Regions from separate parts of the Homo sapiens genome. Here regions 1, 3, 4 and 5 are each linked to region 2. The links are chromatin loops, found by intact Hi-C in ENCODE. Cell type or tissue: PC-9. All regions are shown on one strand. Region 1 has its middle 72 kb from the start of MIR492. Region 2 holds the start of LOC105369914 (a long non-coding RNA gene). Region 3 has its middle 8.7 kb from the start of MIR5700. Region 4 overlaps TMCC3 (transmembrane and coiled-coil domain family 3). Region 5 holds the start of MIR5700 (microRNA 5700).

The links. Hi-C counts contacts between places; a loop is a spot of excess contacts. Peaks named below come from ENCODE experiments on the same cell type or tissue, not always from the same donor. Only the 100,000 strongest peaks of a DNase experiment are listed, where the experiment ranks them.
Region 1: a loop joins it to region 2, with 10 times the contacts of the local background. A loop is called at or near these places in 11 of 110 quality-filtered maps.
Region 3: it touches region 2 in a loop (8-fold over the local background); 18 of 110 quality-filtered maps call a loop at or near these places.
Region 4: it touches region 2 in a loop (6-fold over the local background); 19 of 110 quality-filtered maps call a loop at or near these places.
Region 5: it touches region 2 in a loop (6-fold over the local background); 13 of 110 quality-filtered maps call a loop at or near these places.

Annotation. Positions count from the first base shown.
Region 1 is chr12:94,759,713-94,764,712 of GRCh38, reverse strand. No RefSeq gene overlaps it. Among named protein-coding and RNA genes, the nearest start is that of MIR492, 72 kb to the left of the region's middle. RefSeq lists an enhancer at 1,765-1,824 and a silencer at 2,145-2,194. In PC-9, CTCF peaks have their summits at 130 and 336 (motif pointing right); DNase peaks (open chromatin) are centred at 332, 1,942 and 2,962; H3K27ac peaks cover 1,680 bases.
Region 2 is chr12:94,641,923-94,646,922 of GRCh38, reverse strand. The region is part of intron 1 of TMCC3 (transmembrane and coiled-coil domain family 3); the gene reads left to right. LOC105369914 (a long non-coding RNA gene) reads right to left here and starts at 485. Exons shown (of 2, transcript XR_945225.4): 1 at 1-485. In PC-9, no CTCF peak of the experiment used is centred here; DNase peaks (open chromatin) are centred at 2,142 and 2,662; H3K4me3 peaks cover 1,649 bases; H3K27ac peaks cover 2,828 bases.
Region 3 is chr12:94,550,594-94,555,593 of GRCh38, reverse strand. No RefSeq gene overlaps it. Among named protein-coding and RNA genes, the nearest start is that of MIR5700, 8.7 kb to the left of the region's middle. In PC-9, no CTCF peak of the experiment used is centred here; DNase peaks (open chromatin) are centred at 2,353 and 2,683; H3K27ac peaks cover 3,400 bases.
Region 4 is chr12:94,594,060-94,599,059 of GRCh38, reverse strand. All of the region lies in intron 1 of TMCC3 (transmembrane and coiled-coil domain family 3), which reads left to right. Among named protein-coding and RNA genes, the nearest start is that of MIR7844, 25 kb to the right of the region's middle. In PC-9, no CTCF peak of the experiment used is centred here; DNase peaks (open chromatin) are centred at 1,579, 2,299 and 3,699; H3K4me3 peaks cover 403 bases; H3K27ac peaks cover 4,449 bases.
Region 5 is chr12:94,558,777-94,563,776 of GRCh38, reverse strand. MIR5700 (microRNA 5700) reads right to left here and starts at 1,988; the gene lies at 1,918-1,988. RefSeq lists enhancers at 341-410, 2,451-2,560, 2,360-2,986. In PC-9, no CTCF peak of the experiment used is centred here; DNase peaks (open chromatin) are centred at 1,516, 2,796 and 4,966; H3K4me3 peaks cover 3,347 bases; H3K27ac peaks cover 4,869 bases.

The DNA of each region.
Region 1 (5,000 bases), 120 kb before region 2:
CTTCTCATTTGAAGCTGCTGCCTGCGGTGGCATCATAGTTAGATACTTACTGTATCTAACTGATACATAGCAGGGACTATGATTTTCTCTCAGACTTAAACCATGGTCAGCAGAACTATATTTTGCTTTTGAAAATCAGAACTCTTTCAAGGTAACATGCTTCAAGAGGAGTGATCTTCTCCCCTCCCTAAAATCCAGATGTTATACTTCGAAGTTAAAAACAACTGGAAACTGAAAAGTCTAACTGCAAGCCGCCTTCTCTGCTGTTAAGCAGTCAGCGTTCACCTACAATGGTCTTTCTCTGTTTTTGCCAGTAGGTGGTGACAGTGCTGTCTGTGCAGTTTACTTAAGTCTCTTGTTATTTATTTATTATTTAAATAATACCTCTCTCTCTCTCTCTCTCTCTCTCTCTCTCTCTCTCTCTCTCTCCGTCTCTCTCTCTCTCTCTCTCTCTCTGTCTCTCTCTCTCTCAACAGAGTCTTGCTCTGTTGCCCAGGCTGGTGTACAGTGGTGGGATCTCATCTCACTGCAACCTCCACCTCCCGGGTTCAAGAGATTCTCCTGCCTTAGGCTCCCAAGTAGCTGGGATTACAGGGACCTGCCACCACACCCCGCTAATTTTTTTTGTATTTTTAGTAGATACAGGGTTCCACCATGTTGGCCAGACTGGTTTTGAACTCCTGACCTCAAGTGACCCACCCACCTTGTACAAATACATACATATTATAGGAAGAATTAGAAAACAGATAAGCACAAAGGGAGTTGGGGGGTGGGGGTTGGAATTGTATAATCCCACCATCTGTAGATAATCACTGCTGAAGTTCAGGCATACACAGCCTTTGTGGTAAACTGACCTAAGCCAGTTTAGTGGTTCACAGCTAATAGGTTATGTATGGTTGATACCAGGAGCCTCCAGTGATGACAGATCTCTACTCCACAACCTCTGTAAGGGTGAAAGGAGAAAGCAAGAGCAGTTCTCAAACCAATCCTGCTACGGGGACAAACATGCATGACCAAGCAGGCACACAGCCTGTGCTGTAAACTGCGCTGGAGAGGCCCAAGCTCCCAGCTTTCAGCCGCTTAGACAAACACCTTGCATGAAAGGCTCTCCTGTGGCCTGTGCAGCAGCAGTGTTGTAGCCATAGCATTGAGCTAACTTTACTTAGAGTCACGCAGGCCACAGAATCCTCCATAACGTAAGACTGGAGGGATGGAGGCTGCTGGCGTTGCTGAATTCTCACACCCTGGTCATAAGAAGGCGGAGTGGCCTGTACAGCATTTCCAGCTGATCCATATACAGCAAGTCCTCAAATGATGTCATTTCAATCGGTGTCATTTCATGATCACCTTGATGAGAAAGTCTGTTCCTGGCTGGGGCCCCTGTCTGTGTGGAGTTTGCACATCCTCCCACATCTGCATGGGTTTTCTCCAGGTCTCCCAATTTCCTCCTACATCGCAGAGATGTACATGTTTGGTTAACTGGCATGTGGTCCCAGCCTGAGTGAGAGAGAGAGAGCGTGTGTGTGTGTGTGTGTGTGGCAGGGGTGTGTGTGGTGGGGGTGTGGGTCTGAGTGCACCCTGCTAGGGGATGTATCCTGTCCAGGATGGGTCCCAATGTTGCAGCCTCAGCTGCCGGGACAGGCTCCAGCTACCCTTGACCCTGAAACAGGAATAACTGGGCAAATAATTATCTTCCTTGTGTTTATTAACCTTACTTAAATGTATGTATAGCTCACATGTATTTCAGTGTTTAATATTATAAATGTTTTGGTTTTTATTTAGAAGTTTTGTGATTTTTTTTGTGATCAGAAATATGCCATAAGAACTTAGCTCTTGTTGATCTCAATTAGCCTGTGGCAAAATCAGTTTCACTATATGTTGTTTCACTGAAAGTTGCAGTTTCCTGTTGATGACATGAAGTGAGCCCTTACTGCACTGTCGTGCATTGCTTAACAACAGGGATATGGTCTGAGAAATGTATCGTTAGTCAATTTTGTCATTGTGTAAACATCATAGTGTACTTATACAAACCTAGATGGCATAGCCTACTACACACCTACACTATATGCTGTAGCCTGTTGCTCCTAGGCTAAAAACCAATACAAAGTGTTACCATACTGAATAGGCAGTTGTAACATGGTGGTATTTGTGTATTTACACATATCTAAACAGAAAAGGTACAGTAAAAACACAGTGGGTTATAAAAGATTAAAAATGGCACACCTGTATAGGGCATTTACCATGAAGGGAGTTTATAGGACTGGAAGTTGCCCTGGGTGAATCAGTGAGTGGTAAGTGAATGTGACCACTCACACAAGTGTAAACTTTAAACGCTGTATACTAAGACTACACTATATTCATTTAAAATTTTTTCTTTAATAATAAACCTTAACTTACTGTAACTTTAAAAATAAATTTTAAGAAACTTTTGACACGTTCATAATAACACTTAGGACACAAATATATTGGATAGCTATACAAAAAATAGTTTCTTTATATCCTTATTCTGTAAGCTTTTTTCTATTATTTATATTTTTACTGTTTCAATTTTTTGTTATAAACTAAGACACGAACACACACATTAGCCTTGGCCTACACGGGGTCAGGATCATCAGTTTCACTGTCTTCCACCTCCACGTCTTGTCCCACTGGGAGGTCTTCAGGGGCAATAACACATTTGAAGCTGTCATTTCCTATGATAACAATGCCTTCTTCTGGAATATCTCCTGAAGGACCTGCCTGAAGCTGTTTTACAGTTAACCTCTTTTTTTCATAAGTAGAAGGAGTACACTCTAAAATAACAATAAAAAGTATAGCATAGTAAATACATACACTGGTAACATAGTTGTTTTATTATCAGGTATTATGTACTGTACATAGCTGTATGTGCTACACTTTACACAAATGGAAGAGTAGTAGGTTGGTTTCCACCAGCAACACCACAAACACATGAGTAATGTATTACGCTGCAGCATTATGACGGCTGTGAGTCACTAGAGGAGGATGGGAATTTGTCAGCTCCATTATAATCTTAAGGAGCCACCATTGTTTCTACACAGTCCATTGACTGAAACGTAGTTAAGCAGTGCATAACTGTATTTTGAACACCTATTTTCATCCAAAATAATTTCTAATATCCACTATGCTTATTAACAAACCGTCTGATGTTTATTAAAGATAAAGGCAGCCGAAGCCTTATAATAGCCAATTTTTTTGGAAATACCAATTTTTTGTTAAAGTCTTTCAAATGCTAAGCAACTGCCCCTAGAGTATAAATTAAGACTCATACACCTATATACCATACTGTTTGTGCTGGAGTATTTTAAAGAGAATTAGAGACACTTTTTCGATTTATATGTGTGTGTAGGTGTGTATAAATTGCTTAACACATTTTAATTTATGGTCATTGTGTATGTATTAACAAAAGTGACATCACATGCTATATAATATATAGTTTCATAACCTACCTTTTTCTTTAATAACATAAATATATTTCTAAATCAAAATAACTGTGTTATCAGTTTTAATGACTGCATACTATTCCATTTTATAACATAATTTACTCACAGCTCATTATGAATGGACATTTGTGGTTTTAGTAGCTTTTATTATTATAGGCATCACTAGAAAGATTGTCTTGTACATATTTCTTTGTGTCCATGTTTATTAGGACGCATTCCTAGAAGCAGAATTGCTGAATCATAGGGTCTGCATGTTAGACAAATGTTTTAAATAAGATTTCAAATTACTTTGAAAGAATGTTGCAATCTATACTCCTACCAGCATCTGCTTTCTTAGATACTCTCCCACACTGGAAAGAATTTCAAACTTTTTTGCCCATTTGATAGGTAAAAAAAACGATAACTCATGTTACTCTCACAAGTGAGGTTAGACTTTAAAAAAAGTTTGCAGTCTATTTATCTTTGTATTGTTATTTCAAATATTTGTAGTGTAGGAAAATTAACCTTCTATACATCTCTCGATCCATTGCCAAGTGCCTTAAAATTATTTATTTTTAGATTGGGAAATGTAAAGTCAACTTAAAGCAGTTGAAATCATAACATTTCCTAACTGAAGCTGCAGCTTAAAGTGGGGCAGTGTTTGAACTGTGCCATTTCTGGTCTCCCGCCTCAGTGACCAGAAGGGCATTGGTTTTAGACCCTCCTTTCAGAAGGGATGAATGGTGAGGTGCTCAGGTCCTCTGCATTCAAACCTGCCACAGTAATATTAACACAACACAATATGAAATAGAGGTTACAGTTCTTGAGTTAATTTGGTGGATGTAGACAGCCGAAGAGATAATTTAACCACCAGAGGGATATTTTTTTCAGCAGAATTATCTAGTTTCTTGTCGAGAATCGATTAATGAGAAAATTGCCATGTTTTCAGTTCATTTGCTCATGTGTTTTAAGGAAGTGGTACAAGAGAATAATATTTTCTCCTCCTCCCACTCCTTCCACATTTTAGAATTCATCCTATGGATCCTGGGTCAAGATAGTTCTGAGAGGGGCTTTCCTACATTGTTTAGGCCAGGGGTCTCCAACCCCCACGCTATGAACCGGTACCGATCTGTGGCCTGTTAGGAACCAGGCCACACAGCAGGAGGTGAACGGTGGGCGAGCAAGTGTTACCGCCTGAGTTGTGCCTCCTGTCACATCAGCAGTGGCATTGGAATCTCATAGAAGCGAGGACCCTATTGTGAACTGTGCATGTGAGGGATCTGGGCTACACACTCCTTATGAGAATCTAATTAATGCCTAATAATCTAATAATGATATGATATCTAATAATGATAGAGAACAATTTCATCCTGAAACCATTCCCCTCCCCTCATCTATGTCCCTGGTGCCAAAAAGGTTGAGGACTGCTGGTTTAGTCATGTGAAAAGAGGACCAGCTTCCAAATGTAGGTGACCTTCTGCTGCGTGGCCTCCAAGAATCTTCTCTCTCCTTCTTTTTCCACCTGTCACCTGATGCTCAAAACTCCTTTTAAAAAGATGG
Region 2 (5,000 bases):
GGACCTACGTGGGTTGTATTCTGGCTCTTCGAGCTTCTTAACTGGGTGACCACTGGGGCAAGGTCCTAAATAGCCTTTCTGAGCCTCCAGTTTCCCATCTGTAAAAGAGGTAATACTCCACTCTTCTGGGAGTGATTGTGTGTCTTAAATAAGAAAGTATTTGTTTTTTAAAAAAAAAAAAAAAAGCCAGGCACGGTGGCTCACGCCTGTAATCCCAGGACTTTGGGAGGCCGAGGCAGGTGGATCACCTGAGGTCAGGAGTTCAAGACCAACCTGGCCAACATGTTGAAACCCTGTCTCTACTAAAAATACAAAAATTAACCAGGCATGGTGGCAGGTGCCTGTAATCCCAGCTACTCGGAAGGCTGAGGCAGGAGAATCTCTTGAACCCGGGAGGCGGAGATTGCAGAGAGCTGAGATCGTGCCATTGCACTCCAGCCTGGGGGACAAGAGTGAGACTTCCTCTCAAAAAAAAAAAAAAAAAAAAAAAAGGTGTGTGCTTTCAAATATTAGCTATTTAAAAAAATTTTTTTAAATTTATGTTCTCTCACTGGGTGAAAAAGCTGTATTTGTCTATATGTCAGGTTAATAATTTTTTTCTATTTTGTTGGTGCCACTACTAATCAGAACTGCTAGTCATCTTGAGTGCCTGCCCTCCCCCATCTCTCTAACCTATTAGCAATACCACCGCACCTTTCTCTGACATTTCTCTGGAATTGGTTTCTTCCATATCTCCCAATCATCCCCCACCTTAGTCACTTATGACCTTCACCAACTTCTGTTCCATCCTGCATGCAAGGACCATATTATTTTCCCTACAGAACCATTTGCATTAGGATAGTCCCCAGAATACAGATCTTGTACCAGTGCTGTTTGCTACCAGTGTAATCTTGGATCCTGTAATCACTCTAAGCCTTAGTTCCTACTTCTACATAATAGGGGTGTTTTGAGGAATAAATTCAGTAATGTCTATAAAATGTTTAACTCCATGCCGGGTGCACAATAAGAAATCAATAGATGTTAACCACTTTTACTATAGGCCGAGCATCTCAATCCAAAAGCCAAAATCCAAAACTTTTTGAGCGTCAACATGACGCTCAAAGGAAATGCTTACAGGAGCATTTCTGATTTCAGATATTTCTATTTGGAATGCTCAACCAGTAAGTATAATACAAAGATTCCTAGGCCGGGCATGGTGGCTCATGCCTGTAATTCTAACACTTTGGGAAGCCAGGTGGGTAGATCACTTGAGTTCAGGAGTTTGAGACCAGCTTGGCCAACATGGTAAAATCCGGTCTCTACTAAAAATACAAAAAAATTAGCTCGGCATGGTGGCAGGTGCCTGTAATCCCAGCTACTAGGGAGGCTGAGGCAGGAGAATCGCTTGAACCTGGGAGGCAGAGGTTGCAGTGAGCCAGGATTGTGCCATTGCACTCCAGCCTGGGCAACAGAGGGAGACTCCATCTCCGAAACAAAACTAAACAAAACAAATTCCAAAATCTGAAATCTGAAACACTTCTAGTTCCAAGCATTTTGAATAGGGGACCTGTACTATATGAAAGAGGGATTTGTGAGCTTAGAAACGGAAAGGCTGCTAATTTTGTGAAAAGTATAGACTTTTCTAGCATTGCTAGCATTTTGTGCCTCCTTGCGTCATGTTTCTCATGACATTGACTGTTTATATGTTTAATGCTTACATGTATTTATAAACTATAGACATTGGCACTTTGAGAGCAAGATGCTTCGTTTATTCAAAAAATACTTACTGAGCACCTTCTGTGTGCTGGCTGCTGATCTAGGCATCAGGAATACAATGGTAAATGAAACAGTCTGGTCTCTGTGGAAACTTAATATCTGGTGGGTGTATCTCATTTATTCTTGTGGTTCCGGACAATACCCCTGTCTTGTACAGGAGAACATGATGATAATACATGCAGAAATCTCTAACATCTGAAGTAAAACTTGTGTCAAGCGTGAGTGCCACCTGTAGTATATCTTCAAGTGTTCTGTGGTTTGGAAATCCATCTACAATTACATGATGAGTAATGACCAAAGGCAGTGAAGAAGAGGATGCTGTAGCCCTTCTCACAGTGGAACTGGTTGGGCAGTGATGTAGTAAGTTGATGATCACATGCTTACTCCCTGGGCAGGAAATAGGGGGAGTGGAAACTGACCTCTGTCCTGGAGGACACTGACCCGGTGAAGTGGTAAGTTGAGTAGTACACAGATATCGTTTTCACCGGTGATTTGTTTTGTTCTAAAGAGCCTCTTAAAGAGAATGAATAATGGTGAGTGTCTCAAGCCAGGTTTTTCTTACATTTAGGATGAGCAAAGTGATGCGGTGTGTGTTTTTCGAGCTGTACTTTGTTGCAGGCTTTTCCTTTAGAGGAGAAGGAACTGCCGGCCACCACCAGCTCACCCGCCTGTCACATCCGCTGTAGAGATCACCAAGACAGCTGCTACCAAGTTGGATCTCAGGGTGTATTTTGCTTCAGACCCTCTGCCGGCATCTCCAGGACTGCTGCTAAGGTCAGAAATCAACCTAGTCCTACTTGGAAAATGCCCGCAGCTTGACTTAGAAGAGTCTGCAGCTTTCAGCCCTGTGGTTTCTTAATTGTGTTTTCATGTTTTCAGTGGAGGGGAGGAGGGTGACAAGAGAAGAGGAAGAGAACCATGAATCACTGTACTGTGAATCAGAATGAGGACTTTTCATTCCTTCGAAAGAGAACATCAGGATATATGATTTGTGCATAGGCCAACTGCTTCCGTCGACTTGGGAGGGGTGCTGCCTGAAAGGAACCATAGTATATTTGTGGATTATTCCTCTGTAAGGAGGTAAAAAGAACATAGGTGAAAGGAAGAATGCAGTCACAATAATAGTTAATGTGTACTGAGTGCTTACTGTACACCAGGCAACATGAAGCACTTCAAATACATGATCTCCTTGGTCTTCCACAATATCCCACTTTTCCATTTTACAGATGGGGAGGCTGAGGCCCAGACAGATTATTAGTTTCTCTAAGATCTTGTGGCTATTAGGAAACTATGGTAGAGCTAGGGTTTGAACCTGTGTATGTCTCAACTCCAGAGCTTGATTCTTTACCACTTCCCTGTCTGCCTCCGTGGCGAACACTGGAGAGCAGCCCAGTCTTTCTAAACTAGTTGGGTGCCTGGGGAAGGATGTGTACAGCATCTGCTGGGCACTTACCCTAATTGTGTGCTCTAATTCTTATGACATGCACATTGCCAGTCTTTTGCACGTAGTCATATATTCCCAGTAAACATGTGAATGAATGATACAGAATGATAGTTCATGAACTTTAATGCCTAGGATATGAGAATTTTGCTAGTAGTTTGAAGTCTTAAAGGCTGTCAAATAAGCTCATGATTTAAGATCATTAAAGAACCGTGTTTTTGCCTGATGTTTGGTCTCCTGAGGATGGACTGTTGAATAGCAAGGTGAAGGTGGTGCTTCCTTGTGAACATGGAGTTCAAGACATGCCTGCAAACGTGTCTCCTCAGTAGATCCTCATGACTGGCCTGTGGGTTCACACCTTCTTTTGAGCCATGTCATCAGTCACCTACCTGGTGATCTTTCTGTGAAGGCTCTTGTAATATTAAACCATGCCTTCTTGTGTCCCCTGCAGAACATCACACTTTGGGGGAGTGCACTGGAGTGGTTAAGAGTGCCAGTCTTGGAGTTATGTGCCTCGGTTGACTTTCTTTTTTTTTTAGACAGAGTCTTGCTCTTTCACCAGGCTGGAGTGCAGTGGTGCAATCTCGGCTCACTGCAACCTCCGCTGCTCAGGTTCAAGTGATTCCCCTGTCTCAGCCTCCCGAGTAGCTGGGACTACAGGTGCACGCCACCACTCCCAGCTGATTTTTTTGTATTTTAGTAGAGACGGGGTTTCACTATGTTGGCCAGGATGGTCTCGATCTCCTGACCTCGTGATCCGCCTGCCTCGGCCTCCCAAAGTGCTGGGATTACAGGCATGAGGCACTGCGCCCGGCCCGGTTGACTTTCTATAGTGTACCCTGCCGCATGGTACCAAAGTTAGGTTTTTACAAGGGTTGTCACAGTACTTCCCTTGGAGGACTGTTGTGAGAATTAAACGGTGTAGTACGTGTAAAGCACTGTTGAGTGCCAGCACCTGCTAAATGCTCGGTTAATGTTCAGATGGGAGAGGAAGAATAATAACAGTATGTAACAGTGGTGTAGCTGTCTGGCCATTGCAGGAGCTGCAATTGAGCAGAGACCGTGGGTGTGATTTCCAACACTTTGAGTTCTCTCCAGAGACCAGATCTTTTCAAGGATTGCTTCCTGAAATGCATCCCATTTAGTGCCGGTCCCCTGAGGAAGCCACATTTTAAATGGCTGATTGTAAACCTGTATCTTCCTCAGGTCTTAAAGGCATTCGAGGAGACTGTGCCAACTAAAAACATTACAAAGGGCAGTTTAAAGCAACTAGAAAACATAGCCCGGTGTCCACACCAGAACTCCCTGTGGAACCCTGGCTTGACTGAATTAAAGGTACGAAGGCAGAGGGTTGGAAAGTTAGACTCAAGGTTTTACCATGGTAGAACTGGAAGGGAATTTAGACATTATTAACTCCAGACCATTCCATTTGCAGAAGCAGAAAATGACACCAGCCAGACTGTAACCAGTAAAATTATGTAATTAATACAGACTGATTGGGACTAACCATTATACCATCTTCTGTCTTTAAAAAGGATTGCTTTACATAATTTTTAAATACCAAATTAATTGCTAAGTTATAGGGGTGGAATGAGAATTTAAAATTATTTTCAGTAGGTATGAACAAATTTAAGTTTTTGTGACTTTTCTAGGTTAAAAAAGTGAATTTGAATGACACGATGTTAGGCCATTCTTCTTCTGAATTTATTTACAGGTTTTTGGGGGGCACTGGGGAAAAGAGGGGTGACAATTCATGTATCAAACTACTTTGCACTGTATTGTTGCTAATATATATATAAATATA
Region 3 (5,000 bases), 91 kb after region 2:
GTGATAGTATTTAGAAATGGGGCTTGTGGAAGGTAATCAAGGTTAAATTAGGTTATTAGGGTGGGGTCTTCATGATGGCATTAGTGGCCTTATAAGAAGAGAGGGCATGGCTGGGCGAGGTGGCTCACACCTGTAATCCCAACACTCTGGGAGACCAAGGCAAGTGGATCACTTGAGGTCAGGAGTTCAAGACCAGCCTGGCCAAATGGTGAAACCGCGTCTCTACTAAAAATACAAAAAATTAGCTGGGCATGATGGCACATGCCTATAATCCCAGCTACTCGGGAGGCTGAGACAGGAGAATCGCTTGAACCTGGGAGGCAGAAATTGCTGTGAGCCAAGATTGCACCACTGCACTCCAGCCTGGGCAACAGAGCAAGACTTCGTCTCAAAAAAAAAAAAAAAAAAAGAGCAGCAGTCTCTCTTTCTCATTCTCTCTTTCTGTCCCATGATGTAAGGACACAGTGTGAAGGTAGGGAGCAAGCCAGGAAGAGGGCCCTAGCCAGCATCTTGATCTCGGACTTCCCAGTCTCCAGAACTATGGGCAATACATGTCTGTTGTGTAAGCCACCCAATCTAGTGTATTTTGTGATAGTAACCTGAGCTGACTAAGACAATGTCTGTATTTATTTATATACTTATATGCATTTATATAAAAATTTAAATCTCTGCTGATTTCTGCATCTATGTCTATATTGAAAATCATGAGTGCGCACTAATACCTCCAATACCAATCAACACCTCTGGGTTTATTCAAGCTCTCCTTTCCATATTTGTAACTTCTTTCTCCTACAGTGAAAGCACGGACTTCCATTGTCTCTAACATATTTACTCATTTTCTCCACTCCCTCTGTATAACAAATTTCCCATCTCTGCTGCCCACATCTCCACCATGTGGGTGATGGTTGGGTACTAACAGTGCTGACTGCCTCGCCCTACTTGGATCTAAGACAACCTTGCTGGTGGCCCCAGTGCATGTACCTCCCTGCCACCCTCTCTGGCTTTGACACATGCTCCAGGCTGCCCATTCAAGGAAGCCCTCTTCCACCCTTCTGGATTGATGACTCTGCCGGGTACCCCCTCCCCTGTGTCCTCCTCCCCATGCCTGAGCTCGGCCACCCTGCTCTAGGCTACCAGCCCCTCCCACCATGGGTCCCTGCCTTACTCTGTTCAACTAACTGCTAATGGCTTTAAAACTGAATTATTCTGGAAGGAAAGGGAACAAGGAAAGGAAGAGCATTTTATTGTGGGTTTTTTCCTGATTATTTTAGTAATACAAAATGACTTGGAGACATTTGGGGAAATATAGAAGAGACAGAGAAAGATAAAAATCCGCATTAATTCTTCCACCTAGAGAAAACCATTATTATCCCTTTCCCTCCAAAAACGTTGAACTTAAACAAAAACAACCTTCACCACCCAACCCTACCCACGAAACTACTACTTTCCTCAGTTGAGAAAAGAATATATGCACATGCCGGGCACGGTGGCTCACGCCTGGAATCCCGGCACTTTGTGAGGCCGAGGCAGGCGAATCACGAGGTCAGGAGTTTGAGAACAGCCTGGCCAACGTGGCGAAACCTTGTCTCTGCTAAAAATATAAAAATTGGCCAGGCATGGTGGCCCGCACCTGTAATCCCAGCTGCTCGGGGAGGCTGAGGCTTGAGAATTGCTTTAACCCAGGAGGCGGAGTTTGCAGTGAGCTGAGATTGCACCATTGCACTCCAGCCTGGGCGACAGAGTGAGACTCCATCTCAAAAAAAAAAAAAAAAAAAAAAAAAAAAAAAAAAGAATATGTGCACATGGTTGAAAAATTCAGAAGTAACCTTCCTTCCCACCCAGATCCCCAAGACCCCTCCCCAGATGCAACTGTTGATATCTGTGTATTGTGTATTCTTCCAGCTATTTTCTATGCATATATAATATATGTTTACTCCATTTCTCAACCAAATTGAATTTTACCTTTCTTACATATTTCCTCTTAGTCTTTTTGCTCTGCATGTATATAATCTAGCAAAATATGAACTTTTTCCTATAAGTTGTCACTTGAAGTGCCTGCACAATTTTCCATCATGTATGTGTTTCATTGGTTTCATCTCCTGTTGTTGGGTATCTGCAGTTTTTTACTATCATAAATGATGGGCTTTGTCTTTATTGTGCCAGGGGAGTCATGAAGCCAACCCAGCACAGTGAAGCAGTTCAGCTGCTTTTGGTGGCTAGTAATAGAATGTTGAGCCAAAACTGGCTAAAACAATAGAGGTTTATTTTTCTCAATAATAAGCATTCCAAGGCCGGGTGCGCTGGCTCACGCCTGTAATCCCAGCACTTTCGGAGGCTGAGGCTGGTGAATCATCTGAGGTCAGGAGTTCAAGACCGGGCTGGCCAACATGTTGAAACACCGTCTCTACCAAAAAAAAAAAAAAAAAAAAAAATTAGCCAGGCATGGTGGCTCATGCCTATAATTCCAGATACTTGGGAGGTTGAGGCACAAAAATTGCTAGAACCCGGGAGGCAGAGGTTGCAATGTGTTGAGATCGTGCCACTGTGCTCCAACCTGGGGGACAGAATGAGACTCTGTCTCAAAAAAAAAAAAAAAAAAAAAAAAAAAAAAAAGCATTCCAGAGGTGGGTGATTAAACCAGTTTTGCCCAAGATGCTAAAACACAGAAGATAACATTTCAAAGCCAAGTCACTATAGGTAGAATTTCCAAAGCGCAGGTTTGAGGGCCTCTCCCTGTGTTCCTGAACTCCTCACCCTTTTCAGGATTGAGAGAGGGGAAAGAGAAGATTCTTCAACTGTTTTTTTTCTTCAGATTTCTTCTGAGGTGCCCAGGATGGAGGTTTTACTGCCCTCAACTTAAGGCAGGTCTCAGACAGAGCATTGAGACCTACTTCTTGACTGACAAGTGAGAGAGCTATCGAGACCTGTGGCTGCCAGACAGGAGGCCTATGCTGGAGGCAGCCACTGTGATGCTGAGTGCTTCTCCGGCTCTGGCATGCAGCACTCAGGAGAGAAATGCTGCTAGTCCAATGAGGGCAGGGGATCCCCTCAGAAGAAAGTGGGAAGTGGGCACAGCACCCCTGTGAGGCTGAGGGAGGAGACCCCAGGACAGATGCATCCCCTCAAGAGACCTGCAGGGAATCCCGGAGTAGCAATCTCCTAAGAGCCTGCAGAAGTATCCGTGAGAAAAAAATCAGTTGGGTCACAACAGAGACCCCAGCTGGCTTTTAGCAGTACCCACTTAGGAAAGACTCTACCGGTTGTCTTTCCCACGCCCTGGCCCTAAGGGATCAAGCACACCCTAGCAGCCTCGTAGGGGTGAGCGTTGGGTGGAAGGAGAAGAAGCATGAGGCAGAAAAAGAAAGAAACACCAGCCATGGCCTCTTTACACTTCAGGCTGTGGGCCTGAGACAGGCCTGGTGATGGAACGGAGACACGATGCAAAATCAGATTCAGGCTTTTATTCATCTTGTACTATTCTGATTCCACAACTGCAAATCTGTTGGCTAGGGAAAGTGACTTTGGGTTATCTGTTACCTGAGGGTGAGGACAAAAGTCATGGACCTGCCAGAGTTTTCATCCAGTAGGGGAATATCACCCCACTGAAGAGTTTCCAGGGCCAATGGGAGCAACAGTAGAGTTCATTTTCATCACACCTAATGAGCTGTGTCCTTGACATTCCAGTTACAAGCAGAGCTAAAGTGGCTGAAGCAACAGAGGTTTATTTTTATTTTTATTTTTTGAGACGGAGTTTCACTCTTGTCGCCCAGGCTGGAGTGCAGTGGCACGATCTCAGATCACTGCAACCTCCACCTCCCGGGTTCAAGCAATTCTCCTGCCTCAGGCTCCCGAGTAGCTGGGATTACAGGTGCCCACCACCACACCCGGCTAATTTTTGTATTTTCAGTAGAGACGGGGTTTCACCATGTTGGCCAGGCTGGTCTCGAACTCCTGACCTCAGGTAATCCACCCACCTCGGCCTCCCACAGTGCTGGGATTATAGGCATGAGCCACCGCACCCGGCCGAGGGTTTATTTTTCTCACCTAAAAAGAAGTTGGGAGGCAGGTGGCTGCAGGGTTGATTTATTAGCTCAGTGAAGGCCAAGGACCATGCTCAGCCGTCCTCTTGCTCTTGCTCTACTGGCCTCCGTCTATCAGTAATGTCTCCCCTCCTGGCCACAAGATGGCTGCCCTGGATCCAGGCATCACATCCTCACACAGAAAAACATGCTAGACAGGCTCTCCTTCCCTTTTACAGAGAGGAAAATCTCTTCTAGAAGTGCCCCCGAAAGACCAACTTTATGACTCTTGAGCCAGAACTTGGTCACATGTCCATCCCTCCAGCACATTTCCTGAACGTCTCCACTTCCTTACTGCCTAAGTTTCCTCAAACCACTGTAAACTAGAATCAGTACCTCCCTCCCAAGAATTGCATCCAATGAGGTCATCGACCACCTAATTGCCAAAACCAGTGCATGCATTTCACAGCCTGGCCTTACTTGGTTTCTAGATTGGTCAACACTGGAGACCTCTTCCTGTTCTTTGAAGCTTAATCCCTTAGGGTGTTTTCTCTCCAGGTCTCCGTGTACCTCTCCACCACTCTTCAGGGTTCTGTGGCTCCCCGTCCTTCCTACACACCCTCTGTGGACCCAGCTGCCGCCTGTGTGGCAAATACTACTACAGTTACATAGCTAGTAGCATCTACCTCTTTTATAAGCAGTGGATCTATATTTTAAATTTCTTATATAATATTGGTTCAGGATGTTCCTAGAGAACCTCAAACGAAAACACCAAGGTCATTGTTTTTTCCCTTACACCAAGTCTGCTCTTTCTGTACTCTTTATTTCCATTAAAAGGCACCACCACCACCCAAGCTAGAAACCTCAGAACCATCTTCCTTGTCATTACCACCATCAACCCATGTCAATTCTACCTTCTAAATACATCTCAAAATCATCATCTCTCCATCTCAACCGCAGCTGCACTAGTTCTGGTCCAGT
Region 4 (5,000 bases), 48 kb after region 2:
CTTTAACCACTAACTTATGCTACCACCCTGGAAGCAAACCTTTATTTAGGATACATGGCTCTGGAATCAGAGCTTTCCCATGAGGTCTGAGCTACCTGGTTGCTGCGAGTGTTTTGAGTGGGTCCTGGAAGTCTGTTGCCTGTGTTTTGGAGATACAGCCAACCCAAATACAGACTTAGGTTCTAAGAAGGGTCATGATACAGTGTTTATCTTTAAAATCACAGCCCACCATTTGTTTTATTTCTTTGTCGTTTCTTTTATCCCAGATCACAAAACAGTATGATCTTAGAGGAGGACTGTTCTCTGCCTGAAACACGAATCTTTGGAGCCTTTAAACGTCTGTGGCTGTGGGAGAAGAAAGCCTCCTCTTATTGACGGCAGAGCATTTAATGACTGTAGAACCTGCTGGAGCTTTAGCCAAAGAGGGAGTTTATGTATAAGCTGGCCTTGAGGATCTTTGGTAGTGGGTAAAACAGAAGTAACCCACATTTTTTTATTATGCAAGGTATCTTGGGATTTAAGGTCATTTCTTCTCCTACTTATGAATGCCAAAATTGAGAACTTATGAATGCCAAATTGAGAACATCTCCAGTAATTGCCTCGTGGCACCAAGGAGTCTGAAGGAGTCTGTTTTTGTTCTTCTGTTTCTCTATCATACATATTTTTCACATTTGCATATTTAATGGTAGCACAATGATTTGAGTAAACTAAGTAGATTTGAGGGGCTTTAGGGGTTAAAGGAAACAGGTATATGTATGATAAATGGTTTGGCGTACACAGAAAGAGCTCAAGAAAAGGTAGGATATTCCTGGAGCCAGGTGCACTTGGGCTGGAATCACATGGCTCTGCCACTTATTAGCTTTGAGTCCTAGTAAGTCACTTTTCTGAGAAGATGGGAGTTTTAATTCTAATATCAGATTCTTGAAAGGAAAAATAAAATAAGGTACCGGAAACATTTAGGAAATTATTTGATGCTGATAAGTCTTTAGTAACTGGTGGCTTCTCTTTTCTGATAAACTTGAATGATCCTGGCAAGATTCTGTCCTCTCTTGAGCCATTCTTCTTGAGGCCTGCTTGTGTCCTTTAAACAAGTCGTTGCCTTCTTGGACTTTGGAGGGTAAAAGAATTCCTTCATTTCTGTGTTCATGTTCTATCAAATTGTGATTTCCTAAGTGACAAGAAACTACATTTCAGAACCTTCCTGGTGCATTAGAGAAATTATTTTATTTTTATTATTTATTTATTTATTTTTTGAGACAGAGCCTCTCTCTGTTGTCCAGGCTGGAGTGCAATGGCGCGATCTTGGCTCACTGCAACCTCCGCCTCCCAGGTTCAAGCGATTCTCCTGCCTCAGCCCCACTGAGTAGCTGGGATTATAGACATGCACCACCATTCCTGGCTAGTTTTTGTATTTTTAGTAGAGATGGAGTTTTGCCATATTGGACCAGGCTGGTCTCGAACTCCTGACCTCAGGTGATCCACCTGCCTCAGCCTCCCAGAGTGCTGGGATTACAGGCGTGAGCTGCTGCACCTGGCCTGAGAAATTATTTAAGACTGCTTCCTTAAGCCATCACAAATAATGGATTGAGTCAGAACATATGGGTGTGTCCAAAGGAGGAGGCACCTGAGTTGTCTGCCACAATTACAACGGTCCCTACAGGGAAAAGGTCCCTTAGGGAGGAAAGGATCATACCTGCATATTCTGTACGTGGGAGATCTTAATTTTTTTTTCTTTTTCTTTCTTAGAGACAGAGTCTGGCTTTGTCGCCCAGGCTGGAGTGCAAGGGAGCAATCATAGTTCACTGCAGCCTCAAACTCCTGGGTTCAATCAGTCCTCCCACCTCAGCCTCCTGAGTAGCTGCGACTACAGGCACGCCAGCAGGCCTGGCTAATTTATATACATATATATATATATATATATATATATATATATATGTATTTTAATAGAGACAGTGACTTACTGTGTTGCCCAGGCTGGTCTCAAACTCCTGGGCTCCAGTGATCCTCCTGCCTCTGCCTCCCAAAGTGCTGGGATTATAGGCATGAGCCACCATGGCTGGCAATATTTATCATTTGGTAATTGATTACCTATATTCTGCTTGGAGCAGTGAAGAGCCATGAAACATCAGTTTCCTATTTGACCTCTCACATGTGTCACAAGCCATGAACCATTCGTGGTTCGGTCTGTTTTGAAAGCAACCCAGCACAACCTCAGTTGCAGGTTCTTCTTGATCTCATTGCAAACAGCTGAGCAAATGTAAACAACTAGGGCAGCCACTTGTCCCTAAACAACTGGCTGCCCTAGTTGGCTGCTAGTCAACAACTGATTCACTTAATAAGCACTAAGGTCCTATTGAGGAAAGAGTGTGGAGCAGACACAGGTGGCCTAGTAGATGATAGATGATCCTTCTCTCCAAGGAGGCATCCAAATGTTGGAGGAACAAATGTGTTATTCAAATACCTGTCATACTTGGAAGAATAAGCACTGTATGAGGAGTCAGTGCAAATGGGGAGAAGCACAAAGGAAGCAGTCAATCCTAGCTGGGCGTGGGGGTGGGAGAACCTCTGTGGAAGAGACATCGTTTGACTTGGTCCTTGAAAGGTGAATTGGGAAGGAGACCATGCTAGGGTGAGGAACAGACATAGAAATAGCAAAGTGCATGCAGTGTTCAGGTGTGACTGGCTCGTCACACACATGGAATAAGATGAAGGTTAAAAACTAGACATTAGTACAAATCCTGGCTCTGTGTCTTCTTAGCTGTCACCATAACTTATTTGATGCCTCCCCCTTTCAAATCTGCAAGGCAGAGCTAATGACATGGAGATATGAGGATTAAAGGAGAGTGTATATAAAGGTCCAGCCTTACCCTAGGGGCTATACATAGATGTACTCAAAACATCAGGATGGATGGACCTGCTGGAAAATGACTAGGATAGGACCCTGATCAACAGAGCCTTAAATTCTTTGTTAAGTATTTCACACTTTAGGGAACATTAAAGATCTTTGGGAGAGAACAGGGTATAATCTGATTTATCTTTTGAAAAGATGATTTTATTCAACCCAAGGAAATCAGTTTTTATGTTGAGGGCCTCATTTGAAGGCCGAGCACAACTTCAAAGTAAGGCTGTTTTTCTATGCCAGAAATACTGTACCAAAATATCGATTGAATGTACTTTTCATGGACATTTTTTTTTTCTTTAAGTGGAATGCTATATTATTTTGATACAACTAAAGGCAGCTTTTTAGTTCTAATTGCCATTTGGTGATAATACTGCTGGCATATATTAGAAAAAATAAAACTGTGCAAAATTAGCTTCAGCATTGCAAAAGGCGAAGAAATGACTGTTGATCAGTTTTTCTTCTACTCTTGAATAGCTACTTATTTCTAAGCCCTGTCTGATAGCTAGTAGTATTCTGATCCATTTATAAGAAAATTCTATACTGCAAATCATCCAGTACATGTTTTTCCCTCCAGTATTTGTTATACTACCAAAAAATAAATGAAACCCTCACCCTCAGAGAAAAATTTAATTATGAGGCTTGCATATGCTTTGGGAATGCACTTTGGGGCTCCAGTACCAAACGCTATTTCCTGGCTCAGTCTTACATAGCAACTTTTCAAAGGACATGAGCCAAGTTGTGACCATTATGTGGCTTTCTCTGGATGCTCTAGGAATGGGGATGGGGAAGTCGCAGTGCAGGTTCATGAGCTGGGTATGGTTGACCACATTCCCCCTATTAAACATAGGAATGCTGGTATAGTGTTCATCTCTGGGCAAGATGACATACCTAGCCTCTTAATAAGCAGGTTAAAGTATACCCACCTCTTTCCACTAAGATTATGATTATGATAAGACACATGGAAAATATAGTTAGAGTAGTGCTAATATCCAAAAGTCGAAAAAGAAGGGGAAAACATATAGGCTGATCACCAGATCTAACAGTTACTCTACGTTTGATTCTGAATTTCCTAGCATCCGAGGCAAAAAGGGAAACAATTATTGTTATCTGATAGATAACACTGCACACCCTTGTTATATTCACTTACTTATCTAGGAAGCTATACTTTAGGAGACAAGTTACTTTCCCTTTTGTGCAGGGTGCCTATAATGAACACAGCATGGCCTGATAGAGTTCGTTCAGGCTGGAGATGCCGAAAGACTCTGCAAGACAGGTGCTGGATTTGTAACTATCGTTTAGAAACTTACACTAAGTACAGGTCCCTTCTAAGAAGGCCCACCCTGTGTGTTTTAGGGGTAAGTGAGGTGGTGAATGAATGTGATGGGAAATGTAGAAGACTGGGCTGCCAGGGCAGGGCAGTAGGCAGACCCTCTGCTCCCAGGCTTGGCCTCTTTTCTCTGCTCTCTGACTAAGGGCCTCAGAGACTCGTTTTTCCTGGGGGCGGTTCTCCCAGAGTAAACTCGATATTCCCACATCCCCTTCCTTGCTGGCTTCCCCTCTTCCTGGGGAGGTTTTACTGACAGACACTGCCAGAAACCTATGGGAATGAACAAGCATGGATGGGAAATTTTCCAGAACTGCCCCCAAAAGACCTTAAGTTTAGTGCCTAGCAGCTCTTGCTCACCCCTTCTCTCCTTCTGAGTTAGGAACTAAAAGCTTCAGTGGACATTTGTTCTGTGTTTAGTCCTAAAATTAGGCCTGGTTCTGCCAGACACGGTGGCTCATGCCTGTAATCCCAACACTTTGGGAGGTTAGGGTGAGAGGATAACTTGAGCCCAGGAGTTCAAGGTTGCAGTGAGCTAGTGATGGTATCACTGCACTCCAGCCTGGGTGACAGAGTGAGAGACCTCTCTCTCTCTCACTCTGTGTGTGTGTGTGTGTATATATATATATATATATTTAAATTTAAAAGGCATGGTTCTTAGTTCCCAGGCCTGGAGAGGTAAGGGGCAGATATTAAATAAATGTACACTTCCCTTTCCCAAACTTGCTCGTTTTCAAGGTACACAGGGTCCCCAGAGACTCCCTGCTCCTCTTA
Region 5 (5,000 bases), 83 kb after region 2:
CCATCTTCATGCTGCTGGCCATACAAGGTGAGGGCAGAGATACCTGAAGCTAGCATCCTTGATTTTTGAAGAGCCATGAGCTGACAGATTTGTGGATAAAGAGAATGGAAAGCAATTAATTATAGAAACTTTTACACACTCCCTGGCTTCCTGAGATTCTTGAGGTGTGTAATTGGCTGTTGACGTGGCTGAGTGTTTCTCAGCTTTTTTGCTCAGCTCCAAGACAGTGAAGTCTCTGGTGGCTTCTGCTCTGAGGCTGCGTGACATCTGCTACCATCTGTGGTGGCTACCTCAGAAATCTCTCTCCTTGCTAAGCCAGCCAGAATCTCTCCCTTGCCAGGCCTTTAACTTGACTAAAGCAGTTAACAGGAACATGCGTCAGCCATGTTAACAGCTGTTTTGTTGGTGGTTACTCCGCTCTGGCTTAGGCATTGAGAATTGGATTTCTTTTTTTCTCTTTTCCTTTTTTTTTTTTTTCCCGTTGTGCTTTAAAATAAGCCACTGAGTAGTAGAAATAAAATAAAGTCATGTACTTTCTGGTCTGTACTAGCAGTAAGGGACCCCATTTGCCAAAGAAGCTCTTGGAGGCCTGGATCCTTCTCTGATTCTTGGACTGTCAATGTCACAAGCAACAGTGCTAGCCTAGCCTTCTACCAGGGGTTTCCTCCCAAAGTGGTTTTGAATTCTCTTCCTTCATCATATTTATTCTGTGTTTTGATGCCCAGGTCTTGTAGCTCCCGGGAACAGTGAACTGTAAGACCCCAAAACTTAGGCCACAGGTAGAAGTTTATACATCCCCACACACAGTGGCTTAAGCAAGCAGAGACCCAAAGACATGCTTGGATTCAGAAAGGTGGCTGTCCCCAAACATGGTCAGAATTGCAAGGTGACTTCCTGCTATGCCTTGTCAACAACAAACAATTGACTAAGAAAATCCATGGAGGCCGGGCACAGTGGCTCACGCCTGTAATCCCAACACTTTGGGAGGCCGAGGCGGGTGGATCACTTGAGGTCAGGAGTTCGAGACCAGCCTGGCCAACATGATGAAACTCCATCTCTAATAAATATACAACAACAACAAAAAATTACTGGGCATGGTGGCGCGCACCTGTATTCCCAGCTACTCCAGAGGCTGAGGCGGGGGAATCGCTTGAACCCGGGAGGAAGAGGTTGCAGTGAGCCAAGATCACGCCACTACACTCCAGCCTGGGCAACAGAGTGAGACTCTGTCTCAAAAAAAAAAAAAAAAAAAGAAAAGAAAAAGGAAAGTCCATGGAAACCATGAATGAGAGGGAATGGAGGTGACCCATTCAGTCAATAAGCAATCATTCTCAAAAGAGAAGGTAGAGGGTTGCAGGGGGCCGGTGGCTGGCTCTCTGGGTGAGCTGGAGAGTGGCAGCTGTGTCCCTAGAGCAGGCGGGGATCCTGCCTGGCCAGCTGCACTCGGTCTTCTGGGTTTCTGGTTCACAGAGCTTGTTCATGGCCTCCCTGAGGCTATCGACTCTGTGCAGGCTCCAAGCCAAGCTGGCGACTGCTTGGCAGCCTCAGTGAACTCTTTCTACTGGGGACAGACTGAGCTGTCCGACAGGGCAGAACGTTTCAGCTCCTTGGCAGCTGTATATGCTTGAATGTAAATCACTACATTCGCTTTCTCTTCTCGGGGATATTCTTGTCAGAGTGAATCCGTTAGCATGAATCAGTTTCACAGGAGTGAGCACCTGATAAACTGATAGAGGCATTTCTGAACTCCATGACATGTGGGAAGCCCAGCTCGAAACTCGGGGGCTTTCCCCTTACTGGCAATTTGATTAAATGAGGATGAGGGGATGGGAGGGGTGGTGTTTCACCTCTGAGAATCTCCCCTTCCTAAACTGTTAACTGCCTAGGATTATAGGGGTTAGATGAGATCGTAGATGCTCAATAAATGCATTAAATTATTGAAGGCCTGGGGTGCCCAAGGGCCTTCAATAATTTAATGCATTAATTAATTAGTTTATTTATGTGAGACAGAGTCTCGCTCTGTTGCCCAGGCTGGAGTGCAGTGGCACAATCTCTGCTCATGCAACCTCCGCCTCCCAGGTTCAAGCTATTCTCCTGCCTCAGCCTCCTGAGTAGCTGGGACCACAGGCAGGCACCACCATGCCCGGCTAATTTTTTGTATTTTTAATAAAGACGAGGTTGCACCACGTTGGCCAGGCTGGTCTCAAACTCCTGGCCTCAAGTGATCTGCCCACCTCGGCCTCCCAAAGTGCTGGGATTACAGAATTTAATCCATTTATTGAGCACCTGCTACATGCCGTGCACTGTTCTGGGCACAGAGTACAAAACAATGTTACTATCCTCTTGGAGGTTACATTCTGGTGGGGGAGAAGTCAGGTGAAAATAAGATAATATTTGGAAGGGGGAAGGCCCAGGCTCTTGGCATGTTAAACTTACCTTGATATCCTTACAGAGAAAATGAATTTTCTGAGTGTTTCTTTGAATTTTTCAGCTCAATTTCACAGATAGCTATACAGCACAGCTTAGTAGACTCTTCCAAAGTAGAAATATTTCTGGGTCAGAGAGACTCGGCACAGCAGCAGGAGCGCTGGGAAGACCTGGGGTGGTTCTGTTTGGAAAGGGGATGAGATGCTCCTGTACTCCTGCTCCAGTGTTTTTGGCTTGAAATGAGTAACATGCAAATGAGCACCTGGGGCTGAGTCAGCAGTGAGTAACCCCCTCTGCGGGACGCCCAGCCCCGAGGCATACACGGGGCCGCCTCTACTGGCTACTGCACCCCGCAGATGCTTCCGCAGCAGACTCTGTGCCTCACCCCCGGCCCTTGCCCATGTCACCTGCTCAGTCAGAATTCCAGCTCAGGCCAGCGGGGCTCTGCTGATGAAAACAGCATTACCTGGAAGCCTGGGACTTCAGTGTTTCTTCCCGCAGCAAGTGCTGAGGAAGCCGCTGCCTTCCCTGGCACCCCCTTGCCGAATAGCTTCCCTTCTGCAGAGGGCTAGGGTCCCCACTTCATCAGGCCTCAGCTCTCCCCTCGGCTCACCCCTCCTTCATACCACTCCAGGCCTCTGTCCAAGACAGACTCCCACCTGGGCCTCCTGCCTCTTCTGAGAGCCGGCACCTCCTTCATCAGCACCTGTTTTCCAGTGGGTTCATTTCAGCATACACAGATGTCCAGCTGCTGCTGTCCTAAACCCACTTTTATGATCCTGCATTTCCTCAGCTCACTATTCCTTCTCTTCCCTGTCACTATCACGTTTCTTAAAAGAATAGTCTCTACTCCTCTCTCCCAGGATTTCTTAATCCACTAAAAACTAGTGTCAGCCCCCAGCACTCCCCTAAAACTTCTCTCAATGGGGTCACCGAGGACCCATTTGCACTTCTGGTGCATGCTTCACAGCCTGTGTTTTTACTAAACTTCTAGTCATTTCCCTTTGCGGTGCTCCCTCCCATCTGAAACATTTTGCTTCCCTTGGATATCTTCTTTCTTTTCTCCCTTTCTTTCTCTCTCTCTTTTTCTTTCTCTCTCTCTTCTTTCTTTCTTTCTTTCTTTCTTTCTTTCTTTCTTTCTTTCTTTCTTTCTTTCTTTCTCTCTCTTTCTTTCTTTCTCTCTGTCTCTCTCTCTCTCTGTCTCTCTCTCTCCCTCCCTCTTTCTCTCTTTCTTTCTCTCTCTTTTTTTTTTTTTTTTTGATGGAGTCTAACTCTGTCACCCAGGCTGGAGTACAGTGGGGCTCACTGCAGCCTCTGCCTCCCTGGTTCAAACAATTCTCCTGCCTCAGCCTCCCAAGTGGCTGGGATTATAGGCGCGCCACCACGCCCCGCTAATTTCTGTATTTTTAGTAGAGATGGGGTTTTGCCATGTTGGCCAGGCTGGTCTTGAACTCCTGACCTCAAGTGATCTGTCCACCTCAGCCTCCCAAAGTGCTGGGATTACAGGCGTGAGTCACTGCGCCCAGCCTGTTGGGTATTTCCTTGATGCCGCTCTCTGGTTCTCTTGCCACCTCTTGACCACCCTCTAGTCTTCTTTGGCTGCATTATCTCCATCTCACCCCCTTTGCACAGACTCCCCGTGATTCAGCCATCATCTCTAAGACTAATTCCACTGCCTCTATGTAGTGAGTACCTGCCTCTTTTCTGAGCCACAGACCATATTTCTATTTCCCCTTCATCTCTACATAGACATCCTTAGAGCACCTCAAAATATAAAACCAACCTCATTTTTTTGCCCTTACTTCAAATCTGCTCTATCTACACTACCTCATTCCATAAAGGCACCAACACCATCCATTTATTCACCCACCCAAGCTAGAAATCTTAAAGCCATTCCCCCTCTTTCTAACCAGTGCCATCTAATCGTGTCAAACTCTACCTTCTAAAGACACCCAAAACTTGTCCACCTTACTCTTTCCTACCTTGGTTCAGGGCACCATTATTTCCCCCCAGGAGAGTTGTAACAGTCTCCTATGTGGTCCCGGGTCTTCAGTTTTGCCCATACCCAATGCATCCACCATGTAAACTACCTGTGTGATCTAAAATGCAAATCAGATCATCTTATTCCACTTCTTAAAATTTTCAGTGGCTTCTCTTGCCCAGAGGGTCGTGTCTGAATTTCTGAGTGAAGCCCACTAGGTTCCCAGTGTACTGAAGTCCATGCAATGCCCCAGCCTCATCTCCCACCCCCCACCCCCATTGCATGCTCTACGCCTCAAGCCCTGAGCCCACCTTGCTATTTCATGCCCTTAGGTGACACACAAACACCTCCTCTGCCTGCAATCACATTTCTTCTCCTTCAAGACCCTTTCAGATGTCAGCTCTGCAAAGCCCTCATGTTCTTCTCCTCCTGACTCTGTATTCTGTAAAGAAATGCTGTCTAAATACCTTTTTCCTAGTTATTGAGAAGTGTTTCTTTTATGTCTGCTCCTGAAGTAAACAGTGAGTTCCTTGTGACCAGAGCATGCCCTTGCTCTTTCACTCATCTCGTCCTCCCACAGGACCTTGCCAAG